Regions from separate parts of the Homo sapiens genome. Here region 1 is linked to region 2. Evidence: read pairs that join two places in POLR2A ChIA-PET (ENCODE). Cell type or tissue: HepG2. All regions are shown on one strand. Links, peaks and the distances in the headings refer to the core of each region. The heading gives the core; the rest is flanking DNA.

Region 1 (11,962 bases), core at 1,955-9,954, 980 kb before region 2:
TAGACAACATTTCACAAGGATTTGCAAAGTTCAAAGTAAACCTCATATTCTGCATTCTGTGTGTATTACTTTTTCTAATAGATGGGGCTTTATGGAGGAAGTAAAATGAAAACAAATATGAGAACTTTCTTTAGGATGAGAGTAATTTTGATTCTTGTCATAAATGTTTTCTGACTTGAATTTCTCTTATGTTATTATCTAGTAAAGAGCTGAAGTGTTTTCCGCGTGAATTCCAAAATCTGTTCTAGCTCAATTCTGAAAGTATGTTAAGGAACTTTTAAATTACAGGGCATATGTCTTACCTCAATTGGATTGTGCGTTTTTCCTGTGTTTTTCCTCTTGTCAGAAGCAAGTTGCACCAAATCTCAGCTTATTGATTTGAAGATTGAATGTATAGGCAAGATCTGGCTTGCTTAGAATTCCACTTCTTTGTAATGTAATCCCAGATCAAGAAATATGTCAAAATTCATAAATCAAACTGTCACCATTAGTTCCCTGAACTTACAGTTCCTGTAACAGTAAATGAAATTAAAATTCCTATCTAGAGGAAACCTATCATGGTTTAGGTTGTTGCAGCTGTAAAATTTTTTTTAAAAGACTAAAGGATGGTCTACCATTTGACTCCAAAAACCCCTTTTCTATGTCTTGTTCTACAATAATTGACTTATTCTCTTCCAGGAAATGCATAACATTATTTAAAAAGAAGAATGATACTAATTATATAATTGCAATGTAACAGCGTACTATTGTCGATAACCATTACTATTGCAAACTAACTAGGCTCCAGGCCCTTGACCTGTGCTTCATCGTGGAATTCCTACCACTGCATATTCCTCCCTAGGCTTTAAGCGTGAAGGCAGACACATCATATTTGGCTTAACACCTGCCGTAACACTGGGTACATAGTGTAGTGAAATTAATGGACGCTGGATGACTTTGCTTGCTTTACTGGTGAGTCAAGCGTAGAGTAGTTACTTGCTTGGAGCGATAGCAGGCCAAATTCTGACTCCAGAGCCCATACTTTTCCTGTTACCATCCACTGCTTCCACCGTCACCACAAAAGAAGATGTTTGAGACTGGTCCTTTGAAATCTATGACCAAATTTGTGTGACTCTTTGAGGTGGCAGGACATTGTATTACAGCTTTTTCCACAATTCTTACTGAACTTTTTTCATTATCATCTAATGTCTAGTGTTTTAGTAAATGTAGTTTCTTTTTTCTTTCCCTTTCTTTTTTTCTTTTTTAAGAGGTGGGGTCTTGCTCTGTTGCTCAGGCTGGAGTGCAGTGGTGTGATTATAGCTCATTTTAGCCTTGAGCTCATGGGCTCAGGCAGTTCTCCTACCTCAGCCTCCCACATAACTGGGACTGCAGGCATGTGCCACCATGCCCGACTACTAAAAATTTTTTTTTGGTAGAAAAACAGGGTCTTACTGTGTTGCCCAGGCTGGTCTCAAACTCCTGGCCTCAGGCAGTCCTCCTTCCTTGACCTCCCAAAGTGCTCGGATTACAGGTTTGAGTCACCTTACCTGGCCTGAATATGGTTTCTTTAAGGTTCATGTTGAGGGCTACATTTCAGGCACATGCGTATTTCCGAGAAGCATAATTTACCCCATACTGTAGACACAGAAAGGGAGACATTGGGGAAGTAATGTGCTGCCCATGATGATTCCGCAGTTTGTAAAAGTCATGAATCCAGTTTTCCTAACTGCTACTCAGTTTTCTTTACTTACGCCATATGATCAATTTTTAGATAACAGACGTTTTAATTTAATTTAATTTTATTTTTGAGACAGGGTCTTGCTTTTGTCACCCAGGCTGGAGTGCAGTGGTGTGATCACAGCTCACCGCAGTTCTGTGCTCAAGTGATCCTCCCGCCTCAGCCACCCAAGTAGCTGGTACTAGAGGTATGTCACCACACCTGGCAAATTTTTGTATTTTTTTTTGTAGAGGTGGGATTTTCCCATGTTCCCCAGGCTGGTCTTGAACTCCTGAGCTTGAGCAGTCTGTCCACCTTGGCCTCCCAAAGTGCTAGGATTACAGGTGTGAGTCACCACGCCCGGCCGACAACAGTGATTTTAAATGGATTTGTGTTTAACAGTAAAAAACAATTATTTCACAGTATCCAAAAAGAAGAATATCTGAGACTTGGGTGAGGGGAAAACCAGCTGTATAAACTGAGAGCTGTACCTTGTTCCTGTATGGAAGTATGGAATATGGGAAAGATATTAGTTATTTTTAAACTGATTTTTATTACTAGACCAATTAAAATCCCACTGTGAAAAATAAGCCATAATTTTGACTATAAAATGAAAATAATTGAGGAATTGTCATATCAATATTAAAATATACTTTAAGGCTAAAATAATCAAAACAATTTACAAAAGTTTATAGGTTAGTGGAGGCAGACATAGTTTCCAAACAGACCCAGGAGAAGTTATACGAATTTACCATGTGATAAGGATAATCCAGCAACCCGGGGAGAAAAGGAAAGCTTATTACAAAAGCTTGTAAAAAAGCTTATGTAAAGAGTTTTTCTCCATGATAAGAAGAGAACATGCTCCGTTCATTAGTGATTGTAGTAATTCTTTCTTTCTTCTACTTTCCTGTTTTTTTTTGAGACAGAGTCTTGCTTTGTTGCCCAGGCTGGAGTGCAGTGGTGTGATCTCAGCTCACTGCAACCTCTGCCTCCTGAGTTTGAGTGATTCTCCTGCCTCAGCCTCCTGAGTAGCTGGGATTACAGGCATGTGCCACCATGCCTGGCTAATTATTGTATTTTTAGTAGAGACGGGGTTTCACCATGTTGCCCAGGCTGGTCTTGAATTCCTGACCTCAAGTGATCTGCCTGCAGCGGCCTCCCAAAGTGCTGGGATTACAGGTGTGAGCCACCATGCCCAGCCTCTTTGTTCTTCTTTTATACTTTGTACACCTCTTAACCCTTCTTTGGCCAAGATCTGGGGGCTTTAGCAATGACAATTTCAATTATACTTTCAGTTGAAAGATTTTTAAAAGTAAAACGTTAGCATTGGATCTGGAGAATTTTGCTAACTGAGATAATTAATAGCTGGGCTGGTGGTGATAGGGTTTGTGTGTTTTTGAGAGAGAGAGAGAGAGAGAGAGGAAGAGACAGACAGAGATGGAAATATAAAGATCATTCTTCCACTGTTATATGTGTTTTTTCCCCTTTAAAGGAATAGGCATTTGAATTTCCTCTCTGTTGTCAGGTGTTCTGACTTGGGTACATCAGCTCTTACTGAGTGCTTGAATGTTCAGGATTTCTATGACATATCTCAATCTAATGAAAATCTGACTGTGAAATGTCTATATATCTCCCCAGGCTTCGTTTTCTTGGTTAAATGAGAAAAGTGCTCTTATTTCAAATGTTGGAAAGTAGCTCTACCTTTTTCTGGAAAAAAAAAAAAAATAAAAAAAAAATAATAATAATAATAATAATAATAAGATGGGAAATGTCTGTCCCACATCTAAAGCAGTTTTGATCTTTAGCATATTTAGTTTTTTTTTTTTTTTTTTTCCTGGCAGCAGCTGAAAATTAAGAGGATCAAAGTTATGTTCCTATAAAAGACTTTTTTCCTGTCAGTGCTTGAAGGCATTGTCTGACTCCCCCCACCCCCACGTTTTAAAAGCTGATTGCTTATCTTATTCAGGTAGAATTTAATTTCATGCCCATCATATTCTAATAGAACAAAAATGATACTTAGTTTCAGACTGTGGATTTTAGTTTGAATTCAAACCTACTGCTATATTGCAGTTAAAGTTGGGAATATTTTTTACTCCAAATAGAAATGAACGTGCTATTTTGGCATAGTGGTAAGAGCTTGTAGTTCAATTCAACAAGTATGTGTTTGCCATATGCTGTGTACCAGCCAGTATTCTAGACACTGGGAATGCAGAAATGGATTTGGCCTACTGTTCTCTCGAGGAATTCACAGTGTAAAGAAGGAGACAGATGTAGAAACTATCATCTCAGTATCATAGAATAAGTGGTGTGTGACAGGATTGAGAGCCAGTAGAAAAGTACCTAAGTGCTTGGTATAAATGGCTCTACTTGGAACTTCAGGAAGAACCTCCTGGATCCAGGCCTTGAAGGATGAATGAGAAAGAGTTAGGCAGTTAGAGGAGTAGGTCAGCCTTGCAGGCAGTGGGTGAGCAGGTGTGTGGGACAGTGCAGGACCCAGTGGCACCTGAGGGGTTGGGGTTGGGGTTGGGGTTGGGGTTGGGGCTGGGGCTGGGGCTGGGGCTGGGGCTGTGCCAGAGAGCTGGCCCCTTGGCTGCACGATGGGCTCTGCACTCACTGTGGGAACTAAGGGTTAGGCCATTTTCAGCGTTAGTAGATTCCTTATTGTAGCTCTCATTTCTGAGGATTATTTTGTGGTTCTTTTTCAGATCCACTTCTTTTTTTTTTTTGAGACGGAGTTTTGCTCTTGTTGCCAAGGCTGGAGTGCAATGGTGCGATCTCGACGCAACCTCCGCCTCCCAGGTTCAAGTGATTCTCCTGCGTCAGCCTCCCGAGTAGCTGGGATTACAGGCATGCGCCACCATGCCCAGCTAATTTTTGTATTTTTAGTAGAGGTGGGGTTTTCCCATGTTGGTCAGGGTGGTCTTGAACTCCCGACCTCAGGTAATCTGCCCACCTCGGCCTCCCAAAGTGCTGGGATTACAGGCGTAAGCTACCGTGCCCGGCTGATCAACTTATTTTTTATTGTGTTGTCCATCTTCGTCTTGAGTCATTTAAGACACTTATTTTCTCTTGGAGATTGTTTTTATTTCTAGTTTTTAGGGTATGGTTTTTCTCATTTGTTCTCTCTCATTTCCCTCTTCCCTTAACCCCTCCCCTCCTCCTCTCCACCCGCGGTTTCTTTTCCCAGTGATTTTTTTTTTCTGTCTTTTAACTTGATCTCATCTTCTTAGGAGAAACCTTTTTCGGCAGAAGTCCCATAGGTCCTGGCTGTGGACTTGTATTCACAGAGCGATTTGCTTTTGTTTTCATCTCCTCGGGTCCTAGAGGGTCCACTCACCTCTTACCAGCTTTTTTTTTTTTTTTTTTTTTTTTTTTTTTTTTTTTTTTTTTTTTTTTGAGACAGAGTCTCGCTCTTGCCCAGGCTGGAGTGCTATGGTGTGATCTGAGCTCACTGCAACCTCCGCCTCCCGGGATTAAGCGATTCTCTTGCCTCCGCCTTCCTAGTAGCTGGGATTACAGGTGTGCACCACCATGCCCAGCTAATTCTTTGTATTTTTAGTAGAGATGCGGTTTCACTATGTTGGCCAGGCTGGTCTCGAACTCCTGACTTCAGGCAATCCACCCGCCCCAGCCTCCCAAAGTGCTGGGATTACAGGTGTGAGCCACTGCGCCCATCTCAGTTTTTATATTAATATAATTTCTTGACTTGGGATTCTAGTACCACACTGACAATGTGACTCTGGATGCAGTAGCTGCCTGTGATAATGGTCTTCCCTGGTCCCCCACTGAGATGTCGAAGCAACCCAAAACCTTTTTAACTGCTACACAGAGATTTTGATGATGTGGCAGCCTGTGATGGGGTCCCATCCTAGACTAGAGTTTTTCATTCTTTGTCTCTGCCCTTTGTAAGCCAAAAGCCACCTACTTGTTTGCAGTCCTGAAAACTCTAGCCTCCAGGAACCTTGTCCTAGTTGGATCCTGCATGCCTCCACTCTTGTCTGCCTCTCTGGGTTTTATTTCTGGCCTCTGAGAATGATGCTCACACTGCCCAGTGGCAGGACGCAACCTGGGTTCCTGAGCCTTATGGGGTTAAGTGCAAAAGTGAGTCCTGTCAGCTAAGCAGGAGCTGCTGAGAGACGACCCACGGAGGTGGGCTCCAGCAGCTTGGCACGTGTACCTTCGTGGTGCATGGGAAATTTTGATTCAGGTGAAAAAACAGTTTAAATTCTAGGATATTCTTGCTTTCTACCCAGGCAACACCTCACATGTTGACTTAACTTGTGAGTCTCCCTTTCTTCATCTGTAAAGTAGAGATGATTTTACTTCCCTCATACATTTATTGTGAGGATTAAATTACTATTGATGACAGCAGTCACAGTGACCTTCCATGAATGCCTCCTGCATGTGCTTGAGTGGGATGTTTCAGAGGTGTGTTTTGTTTTATCTCATCCTCTTCAGAGCCTGTGCTTACTGTGTCATTCTGCCTCTCTAAGTTAAATGTGCAGGAAAGGCTTCCTCAAAGCCACTCAGTGGTGGGAGTGCTGTCTCAGTAGTCCCGCAAGCCTGTAATCCCAGCACTTTGGGAGGCCGAGGCCAGCGGATCACCTGAGGTCAGGAGTTCGAGACCAGTCTGACCAACATGGTGAAACCCCGACTCTACTAAAAATACAAAAAAATTAGCCAGATATGGTGGCTCATGCCTGTAGTCCCAGCTACTTGGGAGGCTGAGGCAGGAGGATCGCTTGAACTCTGGAGGCAGAGGTTGCAGTGAGCTGAGATCGTGCCACTGCACTCCAGCCTGGGCAACAGAGTGAGACTCTGTCTCAAAAAATGTCTTGGCCCTCCTTGCAACAGGCTCTTGGGCAGGCAGCCACCATGAAGGGGTGCCAAGAGTATGAGAAGCATGAGGTCCATGCCTGTTCCTTCTCTGCCTGTGAGCTGCGAGACCGTCCCTCAACACACAGGACTGACTGGCTGTCTCTCACAAGCCAGCATCCTGGTGCTCAGGAAAGCCAGGTGGCAGGGCATGGGGAAGGAGTACCACCTGTGGCCCTGTGCTGGTCACATGTGTGGCCCTCAGAGGAAATCTCCAACCCTCCAAACGCTTGTTCAGGACTTCCTGTGCCTGCACAGTGCTTGTAAATCCTGCAGCAGTGGCCCATTCAGATAGTCAGAGGTGTGGCCTGATTTCTCCATGACCCTCTATCCTTCCGATATTTTCATCGTGATAGGAATTCCACTTTTAACTTTTCATTTCCTTTAGTTCAGATCTATGTCAAAATGCAAACACACCTTGGAGGGGAAATGTTTTAAGCCCTCATCCTTCTTTTACATACTTGTATGGATGTATTTCTAATCATAACAAACTCTGATTAGGGGGCCTCAAGAGACCAAGGAGGAGCAAGAAGAGGTGTGAAGGTTCTCTGGCCGTTCTGCCTTCTCACTGCCTCCCAGGCTCTGCTCCTTTCCCCTTCCCTCCTCCTGGCCGCACTAAGTTCTGGGGTTGGTTACTGTCATCAATATCTTGTTGGTGTTTTTCATGCTACTAATAGTAATAATTTGTGTATATTTGGAAGTACCCCTGTGTCTTTTGGGGGAAAGGTATTATTAACTTGGTTTCTTCTATAGATTGGAAAAATAAAATTTTGAACCTTATTCAAGACCCTGAAAAAGTAAACTGTTTCCAAAATGAATAATAATGACCAGAGTCAACAGTAGTGCAGGGGAGCATTTTATAGTGCTCACTGTGTGTCAGGTACTCTTCTGAGCCCTTAAATATATCAGTGCGTTCATCCTCATGATATTTCCTAGATGGGAACATATTATCCCCATCATAGAAATCTGTGAACTGAGCCACATCAGGGTTCAATAGCTTGCCTGAGGTCACACACAGCCAATCAAGGGTGCAACCGCATAAGAACCCAGGTGGCCTGGCCCCAGACCCATGCTCTGCACCACTACATAGCCACCCACCCACCTCCTCCTTCTGCCATGTTTGGCACAGACTTGGCCTTGGCCAAGTCTCTGAGAGAGGTGACCACTGGGCATGCCATTAGCCAGAGTTTTCCATGTTATCGTAAATTAAGTTTAAAATGGAATTCTCTTTGTTTACCTAGACTTTTTTTTTTTTTAAAGAGACAAGGTTGTGCTTTCTCACCCAGGCTGGAGTGCAGTGGTGTGAACGGGCTCACTGTAGCCTTAAACTCCTGGGCTCAAGGGATCCTCCCACCTCAATCTCCTGAGTAGCTTGGACTACAGGTGTCCACCACCATGCCTGGCTAATGTTTAAATTTTTTGTAGAGATGAGGTCTTGCTGTGTTGCCTAGGCTAATCTCGAGCCCCTGGGCTCGAGTGATCTTCCTGCCTTGCCTCCCAAAGCATTGGAATTATAGGCATGAGCCACCACACTCGGCCCCAGACCCTTTTTAAGTAATCAATATTCTGTGTACAGGCTTGAAAGACTGACATTTCCAAAAAGATATATTTATTAGAGGAAATTGTGTACCAACTTTAAGCAAGAGAATATGTATGCTTTAATCATTTGAGAAAAATGAACTATTGCTTGAAAAGAAAAGAGCTAAATATGTTGAACTTTTCCCAGTCCAGCTGAAACTGCCCTTCAGAGTTTACTGTGGGGTGGGGATGGGGGTTGTGATTGTCCTTTTCAGGTTGAACTTTTTGTATTATTGTACATCTTATGTTACAAATCCTTCTACAAGCTGCACTTAGCTCATATTACTCTCAGACATTGAATAATTGGTTTAATGTGAGACTACTTTCTGGGAATGATTCATTGGTATTTATTTGACATGTTTTAGTGATAATATTGAATATATCCACTGGAAAAATCCAAGAGGAACCTTTAAATGAAATCATTTCCATGGCAGAGTTGGGGGCAAGAGAGGGAGTTGGAGTTGATTTCTCATCGTGTGAATCCCACTCCATCAGCACGTGGAAACTGAGGAAGAGGGAAGGAGTGGAGAAGAACCAGACGAGAGACACGGTTCCAGATGCTTTCCCAAGTGGCTGTGCCCTCCTCCTATTTGCGGAGGAATGGCTTTGGTCTGCACCTGCAGCTCTGGACGGACTGCCTGGGGCTGGGGCTGTGGAGGCGGACGACTGGGGAGTCTGATGGGGAGGTGGGTGGCGGGGGTGTTGACAGGAAAAATCCGACTGGCGGCCTTGGAGCAGTTCGAAGAGAGGGCGTGTCCTTTGCCTGTTGGAATTCCAACCCTGGCGACTTTCAGCTACACCCTCCTCCCTCCCCTAGCCCCACACAAAACAAAAATGCCTCAGAGCTTCAGTGTAACTGGAGCAATACCAGCTGATTCTAACAGTGTGGCCCAGCAGCGCCTGCTGGCTGGGAGCAGGGACAGAAAATGCCTGAGGCTCCGAGGTGGGAGCCCAGGCTGGGATTCAGGATTTCGCTGCTCCCCGTTCAAGGCCTCTGGAGAATGTTCCAAAGGGAGGTGTGGATGTTTCATTCAGTACTTTGGAGGGAGAAAGAAATGGGTTCTTTCTCTGTATTCTCTAAGATAGATTTGTTCTTAATCTTGAAAAATCATTTCTAGCCATTTTAGAAAAAAAAAAACATTAGTACAGTATTAGTAAATATGGATGGGATAAAATTTTTTTTACATACACATAGGATTCAATACATTTTTCATATGCTGACCTTATAAGTCATATTGTTTTGAAATTATATTTATTAAAAATGTGATTAGAGTTATATTCATTCATGTTTGATTCTCTTTTAAGAATTATTCTCTATTAGTACTTTTCTTACATGATTCAACTTGGACTTATTAGAGAAATAAACTCTGGCACACTTTCTCCAGTCATATTCGTTGAGCCTGTATTTATAAAATTGGCATTTATTGGACCTCTGCTGTGGATACTATTTACTTCTTTTGAAATTTGTAAAAGAAGAAAAAAAGTTGAGCTTTTGTGATGACACACAAATTCAAACTAAATTTGATGCTTCCAAAGTATATGGCAGAGACGGATGCAACTATTCGTTACCAGAACAGTGGCGTCAGGAAGCCCCGTGCAGTGGGTAGGGGACACCTGGTGCTGCCTCCACACCCTGCCCCTGCCAGCCCCTGTTGTCCTGAGCTTCCGCAGCTCCCGCCTGACGTTTGGCTCAGAGTCGTCCACACTGCTCGTGTCCCTCGGCTGTGGAGCAGGGCCACAGTCTCCCTGCAGGGTTGTTTGGAGTTAGCTGAGCCAGCGTGTGGAAAGCATAGGTACTTGACAGACCACCAGTGCCTCCATGGAGCACCACCATTGTTAACTGCAGGCTTCTCTAGCCATTTAGAATACATATGAAGACTCAGAAAAACCAGTTTTACTTTTAGGAAATTACATATTCATGGCTTGAGCTATAGCCACTGACTTTGTGCTTGGAACAAAATACATAATTCTTTTTGGTTCAAAAGATTAGATTCAAATTATTGGTCATCAGAAACTGAAGTTTCCTAAGGCATATCACACGTAATTCAAGGTTGCTTTGATGTGTTATTCTGCTAATCCACAACCATGGAAGTTCCTGGTTAGTGCAATGTTTCATGCTCTGACAGCTATCTTTAAGATGTTGTTTTTGGGTTGCCAGGTGTTCATTTAAACACACTGGCCATGTGTTTGCACACGCACATGTGCATACACATAGCCACTGCGGAGCGCCAGGAGCTGTAACTGAACGTGGACTTGATAGAGCAGTATGCGATGTTTTTGTCTTCAGGGCAAGCTCTTGATGCATAGCTTCATGTGACATCTCGTTTATAACAGCCTGAGGCATCAGTAATCTTTATAGCAAGAATTCTAGTGCTGTGTTATGCATACCAAGCTTACCGTTTATTCTGCCCAGTAAATACATGGCTTTTATGGAGTCATAAATCATGACAGTAGGAGTCATACCTCTCCAAAAAAGAAGAGATTTAAATCTTTAGAGTTAACAAGATTTAATGTAATTTAGACATTATTCTTACTTAGAAGTACCATTCTTATTTAAAGGCAGTATATCTCATATCTTTAAAGATAACTTTAGAAACTTACTGCCAGAGAAACAAATATTGATTAAGAGCACACTGTGTGCCAAGCATTATGCGAGGTGCTGGAGAGAAGGAAGGGGAAGAAAAGGTCCTCACCCTCAAGTAACTTGAAGCTTAGAGGGACAATGATAAATAGTAAAAGATTCTAGAGTCCGGGCATGGTGGTTCACACCTGTAATCCCAACACTTTGGGAGGCTGAGGTGGGCGGATCACCTGAGGTCAGGAGTTCAAGACCAGCCTGGCTAACATGGTGAAACCCTGTCTCTACTAAAAATACAAAAAGTAGCCGGGCGTGGTGGCGCATGCCTGTAATCCCAGCTACTCGGGAGGCTGAGGCGGGAGAATCACCTGAACTCGGGAGGCAGAGGTTGCAGTGAGCCGAGATAGCATCACTGCACTCCAGCCTGGGCAGAGCAAGACTCCGTGTCAAACAAACAAACAAAAAAGATTCTAGAGCAGTCTGATCAGGGTGAGGGTTCCGTACTCTTCTTGTGCCATGAAGCAGGAGGAAAGGCCTCCTGAGGGAGCTGAGGCTGCACGAGGATGAGCAAGGTTTCATAATGTCCTCCAGAGGCCAGTTTACCAAGCTGCATCAGCTCCTCCCTCCCAGCCACCCTGCCCTTCATAAAGCTCTAGTTTTGTAGGGGATGGGGTGGGATGGGGTCACACCTCAGCTGCCGGCATGAGCTAAGGGACCATATAACAGTCAGCACTGTCCATCGCTTGCTTCTCTCTCTTTCTAATTTACATACAGCTAAACACAGATTTTTAATGAATGGCTGATAAGTTTTGACAGATGTCTGCACCTGTGTAATTATCACCCCAGTCAAGGTACAGAGAGCACCTCTATCCCCTCAGAAAGTTTTTTCCATGCTGGCTGTTGTGTGCCAGTGTGCCAGGAGAGCATGGGGCAGGGGAATGATGGCCCTAAGAAAGGAAGGAGGAACAGGGGGAATCTTGAATTACATTCTTTCCCCACGTGGAGATAGATTTGTGCTAATTCCACAACGTGGAACATCCTCCTTCGTTTGCTTAGACTTCCCTGGGAGCAGTAGCCCATGTACTGGTGGCCTAGCTCAACTGTGGCTTGGTTCTGGGCCTGTAAAGCCATCTTTCCCACCTACAGATGACATTCCCTATCTTCATCATGTGCTTTTAGTCAGGTTTCCTGCGGGCCAGATGCATCTGAGAGTGTGCCCTCATTAATATGGGACT
Region 2 (11,962 bases), core at 2,655-10,654:
AGTGGTGCGGCCATGGTGGGAACACATTCCCCAGGTGGCAATGAGTGGCTGGACTTGGCGTGGCTTTGGCCTGTATCTGGCTGCAGTCTTACTGTGGGTAAGCCGCTAAGCCTGGAGCATGGTGTAAAGGGGGTGGAGCGATGAACCCCATAGGGGATTAGAAACTGGAATAAGATAAAGGGTGAAAAAGTTTCAAGCACAAAAATGTCCGATAAATGATGGCTTCCTTTCTTGCCAAAAAGGCTGGGCTCAGCAGGGCGGGGTGGCTCACACCTGTAATCCCTGCACTTTGGGAGGCTAAGGTGGGCGGATCACGAGGTCAGGAGATCGAGACCACCCTGGCTAACATGGTGAAACCCCGACTCTACTAAAAATACACAAAAAATTAGCCGGGTGTGGTGGCGGGCACCTGTAGCCCCAGCTACTCAGGAGGCTGAGGCAGGAGAATGGCATGAACCAGGGAGGCGGGGCTTGCAGTGAGCCAAGATTGCGCCACTGCACTCCAGCCTGGGCGAAAGACAGCAAAACTCCATCTCAAAAAAAAAAGAAAAAGAAGGCTGGGCTCAAGATGGAGGCTCTGCCTCCTTCCTCCTTCAGGCCATTGTCCCTGTGTTAAGCTGAGGACTCCACAGTGAGAGAACTCCACAGTGAGACGCCTCCAGCCTAGCAGCACTTACCCCTTCTCCTGCTCTCCTCACCTCGGTGTGTCATCGGCATTACGCCCTAGTCTTCGATACTCTCATTTCTAATTAGGAGATAAAGAACCGGGCCAAGAATCTGAGCAAACGGAGAGCAGCTCCCTGCGGGGGCTCAGGAAACACTTGCCAGCGTCCACCGGTTGGAGAGCTGGCGCCTGCTCATCTGAGGGCAGGTCATGTGGACGGCAGTGGGACCACCGAGGGCTGGCACACAGAAGAATGCGGACGGTCCTCTAGAAGCAGAAGGAACTGCCCTCTGAGGGTTAGTCTCAAATTGCCGGCACCAAGCAGCATCCCCGCACAGCACGTGGTGTGTGGACATGCCACAGCATCCGCGGGAGAAAACACACCTGACCCAGGTGGACAGATGCTGTGGGAACATCTTGCAAAGGGCGGAAGGTGGGAATTGGGGGCACTTTCATATTCTTTTGCTGACAGAGATAAATTCTCGTGACAGAATTCTCGTGAGACACCACAGTGACTCGTATTGACATGCAGTGAGCTCTTCAATAGAGGTAATGATCAAATGGCCATCACATTCCAGAAAAATCAAATGCCATGTCAGCGAGTGAGGCTGGCCTCCTGGTTCTCGTGCGGCTCACGCGTTTGCTGACTCCCTCTCTGCAGACCACTGCAGCATTTGCCACAGTCTGGGTAATGCCTGCTAGGGGCAGCTGAGAGCACGCTGACTTCCAGCTGCTTCTTTTTCCATTCTGTTCTCTGTGCTTTTTAGTGCTTGTTGTGATCCACTAGAATTAAATTTATTTCATGCTTGTGACTTACAGATGAAAACAGTGCCTGCTGTCAATCAGCTTTGATACTAGAAGTTCCCGGATTAAACTGAGCCACGCGCAGTGGCCTCCCATCCAGCAGGAGGGCCCACGGGTTTCCCGTGTGTCACGGGGCACTGAGTGTCTGCCAGTGACATGGGTGCACGTGTGTGGGCACGCTCATGGCAGGGCAGGGTCAAGGTGGCAGAACATGCCGCTCCAGACCTCACGCAGCCGTCGGGAGGCCCCAGATGTCTTTCGCCTCTTGGGCATATGCAACGAGAACAAGAGCGAGTTCCCAGCTAAGAGCACAGGGGAGCACAGCGGTCCCTGGGACTCTCCCTAATGCAAGCTGCCACGTGAGGACCGGCAGAGGGAACAGGGTGAGAGAGCAGGCCGCTGCCCACTGCGCCCACTGGAGCAGTGCCAAGTACAGTGTGGAAGTCTGTGGATCACACCCACACACACTGCAGGGGATGCTGAGGCCCAGAAGTGGCACGGGCCACACTGACCTCCACATGCCCGGCCCGCTTAGAGTCCAAGCAGTAAGGGTCACCCCAGAGGAAGAACACCCAAGAGATCCGAGTGGCTGGGAGGCCTGATTCCCCCTGCAATGACATGCAATGCAAACGCATTTCCCTGGCAACCCGCCGCTCAGTAAACATGAGCTGTGTGAACATCTGATCTTCATTAAAAATTAAAGGTGAGTGCTTGCCTATGCCAAGGAAGACCAAAAACCAGCCCTGCCCACCACTGCCAGGGAGAGTCCAGAAATCTCACGTGCAGGAAACTCAGAGATGGTCAAACTGTCCCCCGCCCCTCCCCGCCCACCACGTCCACCCTGACACAGCCCTTGATGGGTCTGATACACAGATGGAAGGTGGGGGAAGCCAGAACCCACGTGACGCCCACAGGTCAGCCCTGAGCTGCGACTTATCCAGACGCGACTGCGTGTCCCCAGCCCTTGCCTCCGCTGCGGCTGCTGCTGTCATACAGGGATGCGCCCAAGTTTCGTCTTTTATGGGAAACCTTCTGATTGTAAAACATTAGCTACAATTTTAAAAGGAAGAGAAAAACTCACCATGCAAATCTAACAAAGAAAAAAATCTGTGGCCAAATTTAGCCCAAAGACCTCTGCTCTGCAACCCAGTGAGGCTGAGCCGTGGTTTTTCTGACCGCACGGATGATGAAGAAAATCTCACAGCAAGCCCCCAGAGTTCATGATGCTGGGATAAGGTACCTGCCAATCATAACTTACTGCTATTTCATGCCATAAAATGTGACCTTTGACCCTTGTCAGCACACCATTAGTAGCCACCAATGTCTCCTCTTCTTTTTTTTTTTGAGACAGGTCTCACTGTGTCACCCAGGCTGGAGTACAGGGGTGCAATCTCAGCTCACTGCAGCCTCGACCTCCCAGGCTCATGCAATCCTCCCACCTCAGCTTCCCAAGTAGTTGGGACCACAGGTGTGTGCCACCATGCCCAGCTGTTTCTTTTTTTTTTTTTTTTTGAGAGATGGGGTCTCTCTGTGTTGCCCTCAGAGACCTGGTTGGTCTCTCTAACTCCTGGGCTCAAGCGATCCATCCACTCAGCCTCCCAAAGTGTTGGGATTACAGGCGTGAGCCACTGTGCCCAGTCTTCTTAGTTCTAGGGACACATCTCAAGTAAACAGTGTCCATTCCCTGTGGAACCCACCCCAGAAATCCTTCCTCGTCCTAACGTCCCGATACCAGCCTAAGGGTGCTGTGGTCCGCGTGCCCCACTCTCAGGCAGGGGCCTGGTCAGCATCCCACAGGACCACCCGGTGACCACCCAAGGTCCATGGGCTTCTGAACATCCTGCACATGCCGCCCCAACACTCCCCTGGCCCAGCCACCCCCCCCGGCCCTGCCACCCCCGCGGCTCCTTAGCATGGATGCTCCCTTAGCATGCACAGGAGGCCTGGACCTGAGGATGCCAAATCATTCCTCTCAGGAAACAGGGCTGTGGCATGTGGACGGGCATGTCACCTGCACAGCCCACGTGGCAGCCAACACACAGGACTTTGCTTTTCCTGTTAAGCCAGGAGGTTCTGGAGGGCAGGGTGGAATTACACACCTGCGCAGCCCCTGTGTGTGGGTTCAGGAAATGAATCAGACTAATCCTAGACCTGCTTAGACGACACCCGCAGAACTGAAGTCCATACCAGCTGGCATCTCAACACAGAACACCCGCCGTCCCCACTCCATGCTGTCAGGTCGCGGGAAACCTGCATCAGCCTCCCGTCCTAGGGATGAGACGGGGTGTCCAAGGGCTCCAGGGACCGTACGGTGCCTCAGGGAACTTTGTCATGGGAACTGGACTGATTTTGCTCCAGGAACCCCGCTCTTCCCCCCGTGCACCCTGCTATGAAAGGCCACGGGGGCTACTTAAACAAATCCCAGAGTCCCTGCCTTTGAAGAGGGAGCTCACCCCAGATTCTGGAGCAGCCTCGCTCTGAGTCCCCACTCCCCAACCTGTGAGCTCAGCTCTAAGTCCCACATCTCCACCTCTGAGAAGATAACAAGGGGCGTCTCAGAGGGCTATGAGGATCCCATTGGGTGTGAAGCCCGCAGCACTGCAGGGCACAGTACACGCTGGCCTAAATGGAAAGCAGCATTCAGACATCTAGTTCTGGCCAGAATGAACCAAGCCCGACCGCCTGTCTCTCCCACCCGCTATGACTGATAGCTCTGGACAAGATACAAGAAACAGGCAGTGAACCGGGGACACCAGAGATCCACAGCAGCAGGCCCGCTGGCTGGAGAGGCCAGCGTGCAGAGTCAGCAGCTGGGAGCTGGGTTTATCTCCAGCTCTGGCCTCGGGGACGTCTGAGCTATGGGGCAGCAGGGTGGGTGCAGGCCCCTGTCCCAGAGAAGCCAGGGTGTGCTGAGGGCAGAGGGGTGCTCAGAGGAGAGGGGGCTGGAGCAGGAATACTTGGCTCTGAGAATGACCAGATGAGTCCAGCCTCACTCCTGAGGGGCCAAAACAGGGCAGCCAGGGCCTCGGAGGCTGGACAGCCAGGGCCCACCTCCCTCGCCACATGAGACAGACCTGCCATCTGTACCCAGCCAGGCTGAGCACCTGCTTTTGAAAAAGAAAAATTGGCTGGGTCTGGTGTCTCATGCCTGTAATTCCAGCACTTTGGGAGGCTGAAGCGGGAGGACTGCTTGAGGCCAGAAGATTGAGACCAACCTGGACAACATAGTGAGGCCCTGTCTCTACAAAATAAATTTTAAAAATTAGGGAGAATGATGGTACATGCCTGTAGTTCCAGCTACTTGAGAGGCTGAGGTAGGAGGACGGCTTGTGCTCAAGAGGCTGCAGTGAGCCAAAACTGAGCCACTGCACTCCAGCCTGGGAAACAGTGAGACTGTAAATAAATAAATTAATTAATTTAATTAAATAGAAAAATTGTCCAAATGACTTTATTTTTTATTAATTTTTTTTAAGAGACAGGGTCTTGCTCTGTCACTCAGGATGGAGTACAGTGGTACAATCATGGAACACCGTAACCTCGAATTCCTGGTGTCAAATGCTCCTCCTGCCCCAGCCTCCTGAGTAGCTGGGACTACAGGCATGCACAACACCCAGCCTCCAAAAAACATTAACAGGACTTGGCCTTACAAAATAATGTACCAAATATCCAGGAAACAACCCACAATAAATCAGCACACCAAGAACCAGGAAATGTTAACGTTCTCAAGGGAATAATCAAAAGACGTCAAACCTGAGATGACCCAGATGTTGATGTTATCAGACAAAGACTTCAAAGTAGTCTTTGGCCAGGCGCGGTGGCTCATGCCTGTAATCCCAGCATTTTGGGAGGCCGAGGCAGGTGAATCACGAGGGCAGGAGATCGAGACCATCCTGGCTAACACGGTGAAACCCTGTCCCTACTAAAAATACAAAAAATTAGCCAGGCGTGGTGGCAGGCGCCTGTAGTCCCAGCTACTCAGGAGGCTGAGGCAGGAGAATGGCGTGAACCTGGGAGGCGGAGCTTGCAGTGAGCCAAGATCGCACCACTGCACTCCAGCCTGGGTGACAGATCGAGACTCCATCTCAAAACAAACAAACAAACAAACAAACAAAAAACAAAGCAGCTGTTATAACCATGCTCACTGAGACACAGTTGAACATACTTGAAGTTTTCAGGAAAGAGGCTGGGAGTGGTGGCTCACGCCTGTAATCCTAGCACTTTGGGAGGCCAAGGCGGGCAGATTGCCTGAGCTCAGGAGTTCAAGACCAGCCTGGGTAACATGGCAAATCCCTGTCTCTACTAAAAAAAAAAAAAAAAATAGCCAGGCATGGTGGCAGGCACCTGTAATCCCAGCTACTCAGAAGGCTGAGGCACGAGAACTGCTTGAACCCAGGAGGTGGAGTTTGCAGTGAGTCGAGATCACACCATTACACTCCAGTCTGGGTAACAGAGTGACAGTCTATCTCAAAAAAAAAAGAAGTTTTCAGGAAAGAAATGGAAACTATTGGAACCAAAAGGAAAAATTTAAAACTGGAAAGTACAGTATCTGAAATTTAAAAATCACCAGATAGGCTTAGCAGCAGAATGAATTAGATAGAGGAATAGTGAAGTTGAAAATAGGTCAGCAGAAAGAATCTATTCTAAAGAGCAGAGAGAAAGAAATTGTTTTAATGCACAAGCACCTTCTGCTTCTGGGAGGATGGATTAGCTGTGCTTTTCCTACTCCTCCTATTAAGTGAAGCCCTGGACGTCACACATGAAACAAATATAAGAAGACTCTGACAGGCAGAGAAAAGGCAGCTGTTCAGGGCCTGGGATCTGAGAAAGACACACGGCATCCCCCTGGGGGTTTCCTTTGCCTCGTCTATCTTGGATTTGGAACTGGAGCAGCCTGAAACCTGGAAATGCCAACAGGTACAAACGCAGAGCCCCAGTGAAAGCCAACTCAGTCTAGCCAGGGAAGGGGCAGCTTTGCAAGACAGAAAACTTTGAGACAATAACAACCTACCCCAGAAAAAAACGGGCCCAGCCCTCCAACCAAGCCCAAGTGGCCAACTAGCAGCTTAGACTTCCACCCTTGAGAGGCTGTGAGCAGGCACCCCACAACCTCTGCCAGGGCTGTACAGGGGAGGCCACGCAGGAAGCTGGAACCCCCATCAGCGCCAGCTGGTAAAAAGCCTCATGCCCACTAGGCATTGGTGGAGACAAAGGGGCAGCCCAGCCCGGGCCCCCACCCTGCACTGGCGAGGTGCCCCTTCCTCCTTGCTGGAGTGGAGTAAGAGGAGGCCTGGTGGGGAGACAGGGCTTTCACTGCCACTGAGCTGCAAGGTGCCCACACTCCACCCACGTGCTGTTAGGGGAGTGCATGTGGGGAGCGGCAAGGAAGCACCTCCACCCCCCGCCAAGGTGGCCTTAGCAGAGGCCTGGCGGGAGCTGTACCCCCCACCCACCCGGCAATGACAAGCAGCCCCTGACTCCGCTGCCAACAAGGCTGAGGGGAACCTGGGCTTCCACCCCCACCTGGCAGTACCAGCGCCGTTCCCTGCTGGAGCAGTGCCAGAGAAACCAGCTAAACAGAAGGTGTAAACGCTGCCCAGTCTTGGAACATACTGCAAAATAACCAGTGCTAGGTGAGTCTGGGAAGGAGGGCTGGGCCTTGGTGAGGCTGAGGATAGAGGAAAACATGTCAGGCAGGGAGGGCAGAGGGCACCTGGGGAGGCACAGGGCATGCGGGAGATAATGACGGCTGGGCTGGTGAGCACGTGTGCCCCGGGAGCAGGTGGGGGCAGGGCCAGATCGGGGGAGGTCAGGAATGCAAGCCAGGCCACAGGCACGCATGGGCGAGCAGTGCCTGGAAGAACTTTGTAGCAGGGCAGGGTGTCTAAACATCAATGGGGCACACAGGCTGGCTGTCAGGACGGGCCAACGGCACTGGAGAAGGGATTAGTGACCCTCAGGGTGCTCTCTAAACTTCCAATCCCCATCATCCAGGGTTCAGCCGCCGGGGTGCTCCCTAAAGAAATTCAAAAGGCAGCAGGAGGGGTCGGGAGGGGAAGACCGGGGCCAGCTGGAGGCAGAAGTCATCTGACCCAGTCTGTGGCAAAAAGGGGACCAAGGTCAGCGAGAAAGGAGAGAAGAGGTATGGGATCCGGACAGCCGAATCGAGAACCCAGCAGACGTGTGGGATCCGGACAGCCGAATCGAGAACCCAGCAGGCGGTGAGGGTGGGCCACTGGCCTAGGAGAGAGGCCGAGTAGCTGGAGCTTGTATGCGGGTGACAGGCTGGCTGTCTCCAGGACAGAGGAGAACTCGTGCCTGGAAGTCCACGCTGGGCTAATCGCTGAAGCCATTAAGTTGAGATGCATCCTGGACCAGCTACAGGTTCCTGAGATAACCCTCAAAAGGCAGGACTCAGCTGCATTTCTCATAGAAAACGCTGTTATGCAAAAATCTAGACTGTTAGAGAAGAAAAATAAATTGGGTGGGGGGGACGGGAAGTAAAACACATTAGGAGTTTCTTAAACACACAGAAAGTGTATCTTCTCGAGTATGAAAGTTTCTTAAATACTGGTGGTTTAATTTCTCTGGGATAGATAATCAAAAATGGAATTGTTGGGTCAAAGGATATCACTTTTTTTTTTTTTTTTTACAGTTTGAAAACACTGCCAGATTACTTTCCAAAAACACCCTAGCAGTTCCCACTTCCCATTCACCGGGTCTGCCAGCCCAGAAGCGTCCTGAAACTTCCCCAGCACAGAGCTGTGCTTTCGCCCTTCCCCATCCCTTGCTGGTTGAGAGCAGCATCTCATCATTGCCTTGGGTCAGTATCTACTCAGACGCTCAGCATCCACTTCCGAATGTTTTCTTCCGTGAATCGCCTACTTATATCCATTGCCATTTGTCTAATGGATTGTCTGCCTTTTTTCCTATCAATTTTTATGTAAGTTTAAAATGTTCAAAAAATGTTAACCTGGCCAGGCGCGGTGGCTCACGCCTGTAATCCCAGCACTTAAGGAGGCCAAAGAGGGAGGATCACGAGGTCAGGAGATTGAGACCATCCTGGCTAACACAGTGAAACCCCATCTCTTCTAAAAATACAAAAAATTAGCCGGGTGCAATGGTGGGTGCCTGTAGTCCCAGCTACTCGGGAGGCTGAGGCAGGTGAATGGTGTGAACCCGGGAGGCGGAGCTTGCAGTGAGCTGAGATCACGCCACTGCACTCCAGCCCTGGGCGACAGAGTGGGACTCTGTCTCAAAAAAAAAAAAAAAAAAAAAATTAACCCTTTCTCTATCCTATTTGTTGCAAATATCACCCCCATCATTTTTTATTTTTATTTTATTATTATTATTATTATTTGAGATGGAGTCTCGCCGTGTTGCCCAGGCTGGAGTGCAGTGGTGCAATCACAGCTCACTGCAACCTCCGCCTCCCAGGTTCAAGAGATTCTCGTGCCTCAGCCTCCTGAGAGGCTGGGATTATAGGCGCACGCCAACATGCCTGGCTAATTTTTGTATTTTTAGTAGAGACAGGGTTTCACCATGTTGGGCAGGCTGGTCACGACCTCCTGACATCAAGTGATCCACCCGCCTCGGCCTCCCAAAGTGCTGGGATTACAGGTGTGAGCCACCACGCCCGGCCCTTATCTTTTTTTTTAAATTTATGATATCTTACAAAAGAAATTTTAAAATTATTTCGTCAAATAATCTAGCTTTTTCTTTATTCTTTCTGGATTCCATCTTGGTTAGGAGAGCCTTTTCCCATTCCAATATTATAAACTGTCCTCTATTTTCTTGTAAGAATTTACAGCCAGGTGCAGTGGCTAACGCCTGTAATCCCAACACTTTGGGAGGCCGAGGCAGGCAGATCATCTGAGGTCAGGAGTTCGAGACTAGCCTGGCCAACATGGTGAAACCCTGTCTCTACTAAAAATACAAAAATTAGCTGGTGGCAGGTGCCCATAATCCCAGCTACTCAGGAGGCTAAGGCAGGAGAATCACTTGAACCCGGGAGGTGGAGGTTGCAGTGAGCCGAGACCTTGCCACTTCACTCCAGCCTGGGAAACAGAGGAAGACTCCAAAAATATAATAAAATATGTTATATATACATACATACATATATATATATATATATATACATTTTCCTATAATCCAGCTTTCTACTCTTAAATATGCACCCAAGAGGAGCAAAAGCATAGCCCCTAAAGGGTCAGGGTGTCTTTATCCACATAGTCAAGGTGAATGGACTGCAAACTGTCCAGAAGCCCATCAGCAGGTGAACGGATACACTAGTGCACCCACACAATGCAATATGACTTAGTAACCAGAAAGAAGGAACTGCTGACATGATGAATCTTAAAAAAAACAAAATGAGATAAAGCAGCCGGGCACAAAGACGTGCACATGGCATGATTCCATTTACATGAGATAAAGCAGCCGGGCACAAAGACGTGCACATGGCATGATTCCATTTACATGAGATAAAGCAGCCGGGCACAAAGACGTGCACATGGCATGATTCCATTTACATGAAACTCTATTAGCATCGTGCCTGTCCCTGGTGAGAAAACAGCCCAGGGCCCAGGAGAAGGTGCTGGGCTGCTGCGATCCGGGTGATGTTTACACAGGTGCACACAATTATCAAAATTTAACCAACTATGTGCCTTAAAATGTCTGAGTTTTATTGCATGCAATTTAGACCTTGATAAAATCGATTTTTAAAAATCATGTCTTAGGAGAGGAATTAGTAGCGTGGAAAACACTCTGCAGTATGTTTTCTCAGCTTTTCTTTCATGCATATTTACATATACACAAATACCAAATATTAATCACGTCTAAGTCGAAGAGTGACTTTTTGTGTATGCTTTTCTGTGTTTTCTCGATATTATTAAATCAACATGACTTACTTTTGTAAGCAGGAAAAACATTTTTTTAAAGTATCTGTGGCATGCCTATGTTTTGCCAGGCACTTTGCAGGGTGTGCTGAGGACACGCTTTATAAACACAGTACTGACCTGCCCAACGAGTTCACCACCAGCCTGGGACATCCCAAGTGGGGTTGGTGGAAGGAAGGGGAGGATCCTCCCACAAAGGTAGAGCCTGGGCAGTAGTCCCCTCACCCCCCAACACACACACACACACACACACACTCTTCCCATTCCCAACTCTAAAGGAATAAATGCAGGGTTTGTCTAAGTGTGTTTTGCGACAGTCAGGGGAAATAACCCAGATATCAACTCAGTGTTTCCAGTTCAACGAGCATGACCCACTTCAAGTTCCTGTTTTCGTCCTGCCCTACTTCCCACCAGGCTGGCGGCCCAGGGCACTTGCTGTCGCGGCTTCCTCAGGTGCAGACCTCACCCAGGCCCAGGAAGCTGCAGCGATCCAAATTGCTAGTCCTTGTCTGTGCTCTTGTACAGTCAGTCACTGTCCCAGCATGATGACCCACTGACGAAAGTGCACGTGCCTGGGTTCAAAGCCAGCTCCCTCTGTACATCACTGCCTCTGGGCCCAGTCAATTCCCACTCCTACTGTCCACATCTGAAATAGGGGTGATGCTACGGAGAAAACAAAGGAGTCGGAATAACTAAGCGGCCACCCCAGCAGGGCACACACAGTGGCCTTGGCTTTGTCTTTAGCCCATTGGTCACCTGGAGCTCCAGGGCTGCTCCTGCCTCATCTCACAGGTCCTCCTAGGGCCAGTTTTTGCACAATTCTCCACCTCTCATCATTCCTCAACCTAATCAATCCCAGTGTGCCCAGATACACCTGGGGGAATGGGGAGGGCTGGGCAATGCCACCTTGCTGACCAAATTAAATGTCCTGTGAGCTGGTTCACATTCTTCTGCCCTACTATGGCCCTACTGACCTCAAGCATAGAAGAATCGAACCTGGGCCTGATTCCTTTTGGGGACTGTAAAGCTATGAGAAAAAAACTAGAGACAGTGTGGCTGTATTCCTGAACTCATTCACAACTTAGCGTTTCCCAACTTGTTGATGTTTTCCCATTGCATGGGAGAGCACTCCTGGGTGGAGAGGGCAGGCTGCTTCCTGGAGGAAGCCCACCAGCCAGGGCCACCAGCCAGGGCCCCACCATCCATGGCCCCACAAACCAGGGCCCTCCCTCTCCAAGAGGGACCAAGCTCCTGGCAGGCCAGTCAGGCAGCTCAGGATGAACCCGCACAAAAGCACCTTGGCTTAGCAAGAGTGAAGCAATTAGCATGCCAAGAGGCAAACCCCAGCAGGCTGGACAAAAGCAGACGCCACACCACACCAAGCCCTGACCTGGGGGACCAGAAACCATAATGGGAGCTGGCTGGGGACGCCAAGGCAGAAAGCAGTGATGACTGACCTCCCACACAGATGCCCTGTAAGGGTCTGGCGTCTCTGCGGCGGCTGGAGCCTGAGGGAAGCCTTACAGCCCAGTGGCTACAAGCACAGCAGCTAATTGGGCCAGTCACTTCCAGCCCCTGCAGATCGGCCCCTGCATCCCTAGGA

Evidence for each region. ChIA-PET counts read pairs that join two places held together with the same protein. Peaks named below come from ENCODE experiments on the same cell type or tissue, not always from the same donor. Only the 100,000 strongest peaks of a DNase experiment are listed, where the experiment ranks them.
Region 1: POLR2A ChIA-PET joins it to region 2 with 5 read pairs; 3 of 35 experiments call an interaction of 5 or more read pairs at or near these places.

What each region holds. Positions count from the first base shown.
Region 1 is chr22:45,748,334-45,760,295 of GRCh38, forward strand. The region is part of intron 9 of ATXN10 (ataxin 10); the gene reads left to right. Among named protein-coding and RNA genes, the nearest start is that of MIR4762, 6.2 kb to the right of the region's middle. RefSeq lists a silencer at 1,720-1,917 and an enhancer at 9,334-10,332. In HepG2, for the core only: no CTCF peak of the experiment used is centred there; no DNase peak of the experiment used is centred there.
Region 2 is chr22:46,724,487-46,736,448 of GRCh38, forward strand. All of the region lies in intron 1 of CERK (ceramide kinase), which reads right to left. It overlaps LOC105373077 (a long non-coding RNA gene), which reads right to left and starts at 11,906. Exons shown (of 2, transcript XR_001755593.2): 1 at 11,817-11,906; 2 at 10,126-11,022. RefSeq lists enhancers at 1,421-1,921, 11,578-11,962. In HepG2, for the core only: no CTCF peak of the experiment used is centred there; a DNase peak (open chromatin) is centred at 7,305; H3K4me3 peaks cover 631 bases.